Regions from separate parts of the Homo sapiens genome. Here region 2 is linked to region 1. Evidence: chromatin contacts called from ENCODE Hi-C or POLR2A ChIA-PET data. All regions are on one chromosome and are shown on one strand. Each heading gives the region's core, a stretch centred on a gene start or an enhancer-like site at or near the end of the contact. The rest is flanking DNA. Distances are from core to core; before and after follow the strand shown.

Region 1 (5,709 bases), core at 1-2,500:
AGGGGAGGCGCTTCCAGATCTCCTGACACAAAGGGCTGCCCACCTCCCTGGTCCTTTACCCGAACCTTCAGGAGGCAGACGACACACACACTAGCCAGCCACTCTCTCCAAGGCAAGGGGAGGGGGACAAAAAGCAATTTTGAGATTTGTACAGTGCTTGCCAGGTCCTTCAAAAATGACTACCGGCCGCCCATGGCTCTTGCACAGCGGGTGGGAGGAAGAGTCCTTGTAATCCACCTCTCCCAAGGAACTCCTGCGCGAGGTTTCAGATTCCCCGCCTGCAGGCTATGGCTGACTTCCCCGTATCCTGTGTGACGTGGGATGTGTGGCTTCGCGCAGGTAAGGCTGGAATACAGGTGCCTGGAGGGACACCCAGAGCTGCCCAGGCACTTCCCGGCGGCTGCTTCCTTTGCACTTTGCACTTACAGGTGCACTTATAATAAAAACACCCTCCCTTCCACGCTCCCCTGGGCCCTCCCATCTCTCCTTCCTCTTCCACGCTCTCCTGGCTGTTGAATGTTTTCCACTGAAGGAGTCTAGTCTGTCCACCTAGGGGGCTCTCCCTCCCTCGGTCCAGGGCATTCGCGGCTCACAGGTCAGCTCGGGCAGAACCGCCCTGACCACCTATGAGCTCCTCGGGACACCACCCCAATGCCAGGGTGAATCGTCCTTACACCCTCAGTCCTGTCCGAGCGGCCTGATCCTACCTGTTTCCCAGAAACTGCTACGCGAAGCTTCCCCGCCGGGCTCATCCAGGGCGGAGGGGTCTGTCCCTGACGCAGACTGGGGGCGGGTCCGCAAAAGCGGGCTGAATGAATGAACGCAGCAGGGCTGGGGCCCCCTGGGGCTACAGGCCCCTGCTATTTGGCCCGCCCTGTGGCCCAAAACACTGGACTTGCCCCCCACCGGTCAGCGGAGCCCAGACATCCAGGGAGCCCTAATGGAGCCTGGACAGGAAGGCAGCAGGAGGTGGGACCCGGGGTGCGAGTGACCCCGAGGCCGTCCTCCGGAGCGCAGCGCGCCCGCGTGGGGGAGGCCCGCCTACAGTCGGTGATCCCCGGCCGCCCCCGCCAGCGCCCCGGCCCGCCGCTTACCATGCACCGCGCGCTCCGCCACACCCACGGAGACGAGTGCCCTTTTCCGGGGAGCAGGCGGCAGCCGGTCTTTTGGGCTCCCCCGCCCCGGCCGGCGCCACCCCGGCCTCCACCCGCGGGATACGACCCCACGATTCCCTAGGGCCTGGGCTCCGCCCCATGCACGTGGCGTCACAGGCTGGGCGGGGGGGCGCACCCAGCCGCGCATGCGCAGGCGGGAGAGGAGGTGGGGGTCGGGGGACCCAGTTGCGCAGGCGCGGGCGGAGTATGGGTGCTCAGCTGCGTAGGCGCGATGGCCTTCTTTTCTTTCTGCAGGTGGCCTTGCGGTTTTCTCCAGTCCACAGCCGGGCTGGCGTCGGCCCAGAGAGGGGGGCTCGGCAGTCTGGTTCCCCGAGCGTCTCATGGCGGGCCCTCGCCAGATTCAAGGGGTTCCCTTGGCCAGTTTCCTTACGGCGCGGCGGAGCTGGCCCTCGTCGTCCCTGGTAGGGGGCAGCCTCACAGCCTGGACCGGCCTGTGCAATTTCCCCCATCCCTCCACGTCTACATTTTATTTTTTTCTTTTTCTTTTTTTAGGACAATGCATGATGGAAATGCAGCCACATCATAGCAGGCAGGTTCATGAAATCTGCCCTCCTCCCACCGTTTCTTGACCCCATTTTCTTATTTTTTTTTTTAACAGGTTCTCACCCAGGCTGGAGTGCAGTGATGTGGTCTCAGCTCACTGCAACCTCTGCCTCCCGGGTTCAAGCGATTCTGTTGCCTCAGCTTCCTGAGTAGCTGGGATTACAGGTGTGCGCCACCACGCCTGGCTAATTTTTGTACCTTTAGTAGTGACGAGGTTTCGCCCTGTTGGTCAGGCTGGTCTCGAACTCCTGACCTAAGGTGATCCGCCTGCCTCGGCCTCCCAAAGTGCTGGGTCTATAGGCATAAGCCACCACACCCGGCCCTTGACCCCATTTTCTGTCTTCCTAGAAATCACCAAGGTTGCAACTCCTGACTGTCCTGGCTCACAGGCTCCAGCTTACTTAAGGACCCCACGGTGGGGGCTGCCCACTTGCACACCTATGCTAGGCGCCCTCATTCCCGCAAGGGCCAGAGCCCCTTCCCGGCCCATGGCGTCTGGCCAAGGAGGTGTGGGTGCGCCCCAGCCAGGCCTGGTCCTAGAGGACGGCCCCACCTGCGCACTGGGGCATCTGGGAGAGCTATTAGTGGAAGAAGCCCAGGTTCCTGAAGCACCAAGTGGGCAAGAGTTTATTTTCAGGATGGGACGCTTTTGAGGGTGAATAAGTGCTAGCTGTATGGGATGCGGGGACAGTACACAGGCCCGGCCTGGCAGCCGGGCAATGCGGTGCCTGTTGGAAGGTCGCCCACAAGCACCTGGTTGGACACTGCCACTGAGATTTGGTTATTACAGAGGTTAGCCTATGCGGGCCTTCACTGATGGACCTTGAAGTGTTTCCCAGTTGCTTTGGGTTAGGAATAATGTGACTGGATCCCGTGGATTGTCTTTGTGCATGCATGTGGGTATATCTGTCAGAAATATTCTTAGAGGTGGAATTGGCTATGGTGGGATATGTCCTTTAAAATAATATATTAGCCAAACGTGGCTAAATTGCCCCCCTTAGACACTGTACTAATTTACACTCTGGCAAATAATGTGTAAGACTGTGGGTTTCCACACATCTTCACCAGTGGGGTCTTTCCAAACTTTTGGATCTTTCCCAATCCAATAATGACAAAACTATATCTCATGGTTTTAATTTACACTTCCTAGTATTTTGAGATCCTGTCGTGAAGTGGTGATGGCCCTGTTTCTGCCTGCTGCACTTGGCAACATGTGTTATCACTTCCTTTCTTTTCACCACTTTTTACTCTTAGAGTTTCTAGAATTTGTGAAAGTAAAATCTTTTTGCTGGCATGGGCTTTTGTGTGTATTATACACTGCTTGGAAAGGTCTTGCACCACATCTTCCCTTCGTAGATTGTTTCTCAATGTTTAATACTCAGCTCAAATGTCACCTCCTCAGACCATTTTATCTAGAATGGCCTCCTCTAGTTATTCTCTGTCACCTTTTATGTTATTTCCTTCATAGCACTCATCACACTGTAACCACCCAACAGCTTCTTCTTGCCTGTCGCCCAGATAGAGCCAATTTTTCAAGATGGGAATTGCAATAAAGAGTTCGATACACATAGAGCTGGCTAACCAGGAGAGCAGAGGCTTATTACTCCTCAAATCAGCCTCTCCTCAAATTCGGAGTCTAAGGAATTTTTTGGGGGGGGTTTGTTTTTGAGACAGTGTCTTGCTTTGTTGTCCAGGCTGGAGTGCAGTGGTGCAGTCTAGGCTTACTGCAACCTCCACCTCCTGTTCAAGCGATTCTCATGCCTCAGCCTTACAAGTAGCTGGGATTACAAGCGCACACCACCATGCCCAGCTAATTATTTGTATTTTTAGTAGAGACGGGGTTTCACCGTGTTGGCCAGGCTGGTCTCGAACTCCTGCTCTCAAGTGATTTGCCCTCCTTGGCCTCCCAAAGTGCTGGGATTGTGCCAGTCTGGAGGCTAGGGTTTTTAAAAGATAGTTTAGCAGTCAGGGGGCTAGGGAATGGTGAGTGCTGATTGGTTGGGTTAGGGATGAAATCCTGAAGAGATGAAGCTTTCGTCTTGCTCTGGGTTAGTTCCTGGGTTGGGGTCACAAGACGAGATAGCCAGTTTACCAGTCTGGGTGGCTAGTCCATCACAATGTGGGGTCTGAAAAATACCTTGAACACCAATCTTATGTTATATAATAGTAATATTATCTATTGGAGCAATTATGGAGGTTAGGAATCTTGTGGCTTCGGGCTGCATGACTCCTAAGCCATAATTTTTTTTTTTTTTTTTTTTTGAGATGAAGTCTTGCTCTTGTCCCCCAGGCTGGAGTGCAATGGTGTGATCTCGGCTCGCTGCAACCTCTGCCTCCCGGGTTCAAGCAATTATCCTGCCTCAGCCTCCTGAGTAGCTGGGATTACAGGCACCTGCCACCACGCCCGGCTAATTTTTATATTTTTAGTAGAGACAGGGTTTCACCATGTTGGCCAGGCTGGTCTTGAACTACTGACCTCAGGTGATCTGCCCACCCTGGCCTCCCAAAGTGCTGGGATTACAGGTGTGAGCCATCGCGCCCGGCCCATAAATTTTAATCTTGTGGCTAATTTGTTAGTTTCACAAAGGTGGTCTGGTCCCCAAGCAAGAAGGAGGTTTGTTTCAGGGGGGGGCTGTTATATTTGGTTTAAAGTGAAATTATAAACTAAGTTTCTCCACAGATTTGTTTGGCCTATGCCCAGGAATGTGCAAAGGCAGATTGGAGGTTAGAAGATGGAGTCGGTTAGGCCAGCTTTCTTTCACTGTTGTAATTTTCCTATGTCATATTTTTCTTATTGTCATAATTTTTGCAAAGACACAACACCCGTCATTACTTGTTTGCTGACTTGTTTATTGGTAAATTCTTTGTTCCACTACTGAAATGAAGCTCCATGAGAACAAATAAGTTGGTCTGTCCTGCTCACTGCTGCATGTCTGGCACTCTGTCTAGAACATGGTAGGTGCCTGTAGCATACATTATTGGTGCTAATGTCCCTTGCCTGCCTCTGCCGTCAGCTCTCTGATTGTTGTGGAGAGTTCCCCTGAATGCTGCCACCTCAAGCATCTCGTTGCTGTCCTCTTTAGGGCTTATCTTACGACTTTCTCCGGAAGCCTTGGGAGCAGGCGCAGCCTGGAATTCAGGGAAATTTAACATCCCCGGGGCAACTGCAGGGCAGTTTGGGTGGCCTTGGACAGACCCAGTCCCCTTTTTACCATGTAGTTCTCAGGAATAACTGCAGAATGTGCTAGGATTGCAGCATCTTGAGATAAGGGAGAACTGGCTGAACAGCCCAAGGTCAGTTCCAGTCTCCTGCTGAAAATAGGATGTCCTTCAACACTGCCCAGCAAATCACATTACCCTGGGATGTTAAACCCAGGGCAGGCTGCTCTCTGGCATTCCTCGTCTGTGGTGCAAGTGGGGCATGCCCAGTTGAGACTCCATTTGCCCTGAGCAGATTTCCTGAGCCTCAGGCAACCAGCTTGCAATGAATGCTCCTCTTGTCCCTTGCTGCCTGTCTGTAAGTAATAAATTTGCTTCATATAACTTATTGAGTATGAATGCGTTCTCTCTCACTGGACACAGACATGTTGGTAACCAATGCACAGTGAACCTCCTTCACAGCAACCCTTAATTAACTGGGGATATATACCTCAGCCTTCTGTCCCCAGAGGACCAATTCTGAGTCCTCAGTAGAAGTGAGCCTCAGTGACCCTTAGTGGTGATCAGCTCAGTAATGCCCCCTTGGGTTGGTCCTCCGATCTTTCTCGGTTCTCTCTCTCTCTCTCTCTCCTGCTTCTGGGAATCACCTCCCAGGTCAACTACCTGCATCTAAGCTCTTGACTCAAACTGCCTTTGGGTAAACTCAAATGAAGTCAACATATAAAATATTTCTTGAAGAAATGGATGGATTGATGAGGGTGCTTCTAATGTTTTCACTTGTCAGCCAGAAGCAGCTCAGCCCTGCAGGCAGAAGGTGAAGGAAGCCAATTGG
Region 2 (6,094 bases), core at 247-2,746, 390 kb before region 1:
TTACTTTTTTTTTTCTTTTTTTGAAATGGAGTCTCACTCTGTCGCCCAAGCTGGAGTGCAGTGGCTTGATAACCACAACCTCCGCCTCCCAGATTCAAGCGATTCTCCTGTCTCAGCCTCCTGAGTAGCTGGGATTACAGGCATATGCCATCACGCCCGGCTAATTTTGTATTTTTAGTAGAGACGGGGTTTCTCCATGTTGGTCAGGCTGGTCTTGAACTCCCGACCTCAGGTGATCCGCCTGCCTCAGCCCCCCAAAGTGCTGGGATGACAGGCATGAGCCACTATGCCCGGCCGGGTATTTACGTTTTTAAATTGTTTTCTGTGTAAACTCTATAAGGGCCAGGGATTTTTTGCACCGCTGTTGGCAGCCCCTAGGACAATGCCTGGCCCTAGTAGGTGTTCGATAAATATATACAGGTTGAATATCCCTTAACCGAGATGCTTGGCACCAGAAGCATTTAGGATTTCAGATTTTGGAATATTTGCATTATACCAATTGAACACCCCTAATCTGAAAATCCAAAATTAGAAATGCTCCAATGAGGCCAGGTGCGGTGGCTCATGCCAGTAATCCCAGCACTATGGGAGGCCAAGGTGGGAGGATCACTTGAGGCCAGAAATTCCAGACCAGCCTGGGCAACATGGTGAAGCCTCCTCTCTTAAAAAAATACAGGCCGGGCGCGGTGGCTCACGCCTGTAATCCCAGCACTTTGGGAGGCCGAGGCGGTGGATCCATCCCTTGAGCCTAGGAGTTCGAGACCAGCCTGGGCAACACAGTGAGACTCTGTGCTAAAAATACAAAAATTAGCGGACATGGTGGCAGATGCCTGCAGTCCCAGCTACTGGGGGTTGGGACGCTGAGGCGGGAGGATCGCCATAGCCGGGAAAGTCGAGGCTGTAGTGAGCCATGACCGCGCCACTGCATCCCAGGCTGGGCAGCAGAAGTGACAGCCTTTCTCAAAAGAAAAGAAAGTTAAAAGAAGAAAAAAGAAGTGCTCCAATGTGCATTTCCTTTGAGCATCAGGTCAGCGCTCAAAAACTTTCAGATTTTGAAGCATTTCGGATTTCAGATGTTTGGATTAGGGATGCTCAACCCGTATTGATTTAATATGCGGTGGAAACGTGACGACCTAGGTTTTAAGTCGCGGTTTCCTCAGTGGTGGGTTTGGGGTATTACCCCTGCCTGGCCGGCCTCCGGGCTTGTTTCCAGAAGATGCTACCCCGAGAGCTGCGAACCGCCAAGCTCCGCAGCGCGCAGGGCTCCGACAGGGACCAGCGAGGTCAGCTCCAAGGGTCACCCCAGGCTCCAAACTGGCCAGAGCCGCCCTGAGATTTGCGGAGGCCGCCTTGCCCCCACCCCGCCCCGCAATCCCGGACCCGACCCGCCCCCTCTCCCGTTCGCTCGCCCCGCCCCCTGTTCGCCCACTGCGCCGGGACACCGAGGGGGCGGTGCCTCGAGGCCGGGAGGAGTGTTGCGTCGCGGCCTCCAGACACAAAGAGCGGCCGGCGGTACGGGGGTGGTGCCGCGCTCCTGGCCCCGCGCGGGCGGACGGCGGAGGCGCCTCCCAGGTGAGCCGGCCCGGGCGTCCGGCGGGACATTCAGGCGGCTGGTGGGGTCGAGAGTCCGGGGCCGCCCCTGCGTCGCGACCCGCGCCTTAGTCACCAGACCCGGCTCCGGGAGCGCGGCCTCGGGTGCTCCTCGCGGTGCGGGGCGCAGACTCGGCGCATCTGCTGTGGTGCCTGCTCTTCCGGTCGCCCTCGAGGGCGGGGCGGGGGTCACGCCCTAAAATACAGCGCCCGCTGGGCCGAACGCTTGAAAACCCGGTTTCCCGACGGCGGCGGCGCGGGCGCCGTGCGAACGAGGGCCCGGGTCCAGCACAGCCCCAAGGCTCGGCCTGAGGCGGGCGGCCTTGGCCGGGGCCCCCCGTGGTAATGAGCTACGCGGTGCCCGCCGCCTGCCCAGCGCGGGCCGTTTCTCCTGACGCCGCCGGCGTCTGGTCGAGGCCCAGGATTCCCTCCTGCCAGTGTGGCTGCGGCCCCCCACGGAGCGGGACCCGCGTTCGTGGCGCTTGGGACGGTTGATTGAAAGGGTGTAGAAGTCTGTTGCGAATTTTATCTGTTGTACTCGTTTTGCAGATTCGCCCCTTTCCTCCCGCCTGTGCGCGCAGTCACACACACCATGTGGGAGTCTCTGATCGCGTTGGGTTCATAATCATCGATCGTGCCTGGGTACTGATGCCCCATTGTTAGGAGCTCTGTGTGGGGCTGTATGTTTGCACAGGACTCACGTGAGGAAGGGTGGCCACGTTTCTTTCTGCTCTGTGAGACTTAGGCCAAGCCCTGGAACTAGGGAGGAGGTTCAGGAAGAGACCCATGAAGCTGGCGGGGCCTTGGAGAAGGGCAAGTGATTTTCAAGGTCAGTAGTAAGAGGGGTCATGAGTAATGGTAAGTTTCTTAGCGGCCTTTGCTGTGACTTCTAGGTTTTTCACACTGGACTTAAAATACTTTTAAAAGCAGAGTTTTTGTTCTTCTTGTTGTTGTTCTTGTTGTTGTTGCTGTTTTTGAAACGAAGTTTCACTCTTGTTGCCCAGGCTGGAGTGCAATGGCGCCATCTCGGCTCACTGCAACCTCTGCCTCCCGGATTCAAGCGATTCTCCTGCCTCAGCCTCCCGAGTAGCTGGGATTACACGCCCAGCTAATTTTTTGTGTTTTTAGTGGAGATGGGGGTTTCACCATGTTGGCCAGGCTGGTCTCGAACTTCTGACCTTCAGGTGATCCAGCTGCCTCGGCCTCCCAAAGTTCTGGGATTACAGGCGTGAGCCACTGCACCCGGCCAAGTTTTTGTTTTGTTTTGTTTTTGTTTTTTAATTTTATTTTACTTTAAGTTCTGGGATACATGTGCAGAACGTTCTGGTTTGTTACATGGGTATACATGTGCCATGATGGTTTGCTGCACCTATCAACCCGTCATCTAGATTTTAAGCCCCACATACATTAGGTATTTGTCCTAATGCTCTCCCTCCTCTTGCCCCCCACCCGCCCCGACAGGTCCCGATGTGTGAGGTGTGTGATGTTCCCCTCCCTGTGTCCATGTGTTCTCATTGTCAACTCCCACTTATGAGTGAGAACATGCGGTGTTTGGTTTTCTGTTCTTGTGTTAGTTTGCTGAGAATGATGGCTTCCCACTTTATGCATGTCCCTGCAAAGGACATGAACTCATTCTTTTTTATGGCTACGTAGTATTCCATGGTGTATCTGTACCACATTTTCTTTATTCAGTCTATCCGTGATGGGCATTTGGGTTGGTTCCAAGTCTTTGCTATTGTAAATAGTGCTGCAATAAACATACACGTTTATGTGTCTTTATAGTAGAATGATTTATAGTCCTTTGGGTATATACCCAGTAATGGGATCACCGGGTCAAATGTTATTTCTGGTTCTAGATCCTTGAGGAATCGCCACACTGTCTTCCACAATGGTTGAACTAATTTACACTCCCACCAACAGTGTAAAAGCGTTCCTATTCCTCCACAGCCTCTCCAGCATCTGTTGTTTCCTTGCTTTTTAATAATTACCATTCTAACTGATGTGAGATGGTATCTCATTGTGGTTTTGATTTGCATTTCTCTAATGACCAGTGATGATGAGCTTTTTTTTTAATATATGTTGTTGGCTGCATAAATGTCTTCTTTTGAGAAGTGTCTGTTCATTTCCTTTGGCCACTTTTTGATGGGGTTGTTTTTTTCTTGTAAATTTGTTTAAGTTCCTTCTATATTCTGGATATTAGACCTTTGTCAGAAGGGTAGATTGCAAAAATTTTACCCCGTTCTGTAGGTTGCCTGTTCACTCTGAAGAGTTTCTTTTGCTGTGGAGAAGCTCTTAGGTTAGATCCCATTTGTCAGTTTTGGCTTTTGTTGCCATTGCTTTTGGTGTTTAGTCATGAAGACTTTGCCCATGCCTATGTCCTGAATAGTATTGCCTAGGTTTTCTTTTAGGTTTTTTATGGTTTTGGGTTTTACATTTAAGTCTTTAATCCATCTTGAGTTAATTTTTGCATAAGGTGTAAGGAAGGAGTCCAGTTTCTGTTTACTGCATATGGCTAGCCAGTTTTCCCAGCACAATTTATTAAATAGGAAATCCTTTCCCCATTGCTTGTTTTTGTCAGGTTTGTCGAAGATCAGATAGTTGTAGAAAGCAGAGTTTGTTTTTTTTTTAAGTAGTTAAAACTCATCTGTTAAACAGAACACTGAATCAGCAGCCTAGCAGTTTTATGAACTGTGTGCAAGAATGCTTGTATATTAAAAGGAAAATGTTCAGGTGTTAGAGAAGCAGTCTACTTTCATGCTTGTCCCTTTTGTTTGACTTATACATCATCCATTAGTGGTTTAAATGATGACAGATTGAATTGATCTGTATTGGCAAATAAAAGTGGGATGTGTGTTTATGTAAAGTTCAGGTGCAATAAAAATTAGAGGATAACTCTTTTTTGTAGAATGAGAAAATAGCAAGCCTTCTCCAAGGAACTTGGACTTCAGATTTTTTCTTTTTAATGTAGAGCCGGGAGTCTTGCCCAGGGTGGTCTCCAACTCCTGGGCTGAAGTGATCCACCTGCCTCAGCCTCCCAAAATGCTGGGATTACAGGTATGAGCCACCACACCTGACCTCAGATAACATTTAACTCCATCAAATTGGAAAGAAAGCACTTTATAGAGGAATAGTTAGGACTTAAGCAAAAAGTTTTGTTTTTTGTTTGTTTGTTTGTTTGTTTTTGATATGGAGTCTCGCTCTGTCGCCAGGCTGGAGTGCAGTGGCGCGATCTCGGCTCACTGCTACCTCCACCTCCCAGGTTCAAGTGATTCCCCTGCCTCAGCCTCCTGAGTAGCTGGGATTATAGGAGTACACCACCATGCCCAGCTAATTTTTTTATTTTAGTAGAGACGGGGTTTCACCATGTTGGCCAGGATGGTCTCCATCTCCTGACCTCGTGATCCACCCCGCTCGGCCTCCCAAGGTGCTGGGATTACAGGCGTGAGCCACCACGCCTGGCCGGACTTGAGCAAAATTTAATTGAGCAGTTTATATTAACTTCAATGGAAACTTTTTCGCTAACTCATACTTATCCCATATGTTGTGATTTATAGGACTGCTCTAAGGTGGGTGAATTGATATGGTCATTTGCTAAGAGCATGTTGTAAGTCTTTTAATGTTTGGGTATCCTTTGAACATTTGGTGATGGAAAATAGAATAACAAGAATGGCAAAGTTCCAACAGTGTCTGTAGCTTCCCCTTTTACAGTGAGTTCAAGTTCCTTGGAGAAGGCTTGCTATTTTCTCATTCTACAAAAAAGAGTTATCCGCTAATTTTTATTGCACCTGAACTTTACATAAACACACATATCCCACTTTTATTTGCCAATACAGATCAATTCAATCTGTCATCATTTAAACCACTAATGACTCTTTTTAAGTTTTTTAGAAGATGGCACATGTGGCATTTGAGACTTAGAGCATGTGAGCGGGGCTCTGTGAGCACATTCTTTCTATGGTGGACATTTACCTTTGGATTTTTTTTTTTTTTAAACTGAGAAGGAGTCTCGCTCTGTCACCCAGGTTGGAGTGCAGTGGCACAATCTTGGCTCACTGCAATCTCTGCCTCCCGGGTTCAAGCGATTCTCTTGTCTCAGCTTCCTGAGTAGCTGGGATTATATGTGCCTGACCACGCTCAGCTAATTTTTGTATTTTTAGTAGAGACAGAGTTTCGCCATGTTGGCCAGGCTGGTCTCAAACTCCTGACCTCAAATGATCCACCTGCCTTGGCTTCCCAAAGCGATGATGGGATTGCGGGCGTGAGCCACTGCACCCAGCCTACTTTTGGATCTTGCCATGAGCAGGTAGCTACTAGATAGCTTTCCTCTTTCCTGGCACAAGACAGATTTGGAAGCAGGAAGCAAAAACAGGAGCAGTGTCTTGGCCTCACACCTGAACTGGCATGGCTTCCTAGCTGCAGGTAATAGCGTCCTCTGCCCTGGAAGGCATTTCCAGCGCTGTGGCCACTTTGCTGTTCCATTCCTTGGTTATTGTGTAAGTAGTTA

What was found. A loop is a pair of places that touch in the nucleus more often than their neighbours do. ChIA-PET counts read pairs that join two places held with the same protein, here RNA polymerase II (POLR2A). Pooled maps may share reads with other maps.
Region 2: a loop to region 1 is called in a map of naive thymus-derived CD4-positive, alpha-beta T cell, with 7 times the contacts of the local background. The contact joins the promoter of NINL here to the promoter of ENTPD6 in region 1. A Hi-C loop is called at or near these places in 1 of 168 maps with a recorded cell type or tissue (naive thymus-derived CD4-positive, alpha-beta T cell) and 5 of 50 pooled maps. POLR2A ChIA-PET finds 5 or more read pairs at or near these places in 1 of 52 experiments (HEK293).

The regions. Positions count from the first base shown.
Region 1 is chr20:25,191,253-25,196,961 of GRCh38, reverse strand. ENTPD6 (ectonucleoside triphosphate diphosphohydrolase 6) reads right to left here and starts at 1,250. Exons shown (of 15, transcript NM_001247.5): 1 at 1,095-1,250. LOC101926889 (a long non-coding RNA gene) reads left to right here and starts at 70. Exons shown (of 6, transcript NR_109994.1): 1 at 70-339. RefSeq lists enhancers at 105-254, 635-704, 1,555-1,794 and a silencer at 995-1,414.
Region 2 is chr20:25,580,933-25,587,026 of GRCh38, reverse strand. NINL (ninein like) reads left to right here and starts at 1,496. Exons shown (of 24, transcript NM_025176.6): 1 at 1,496-1,572. RefSeq lists a silencer at 1,432-1,561.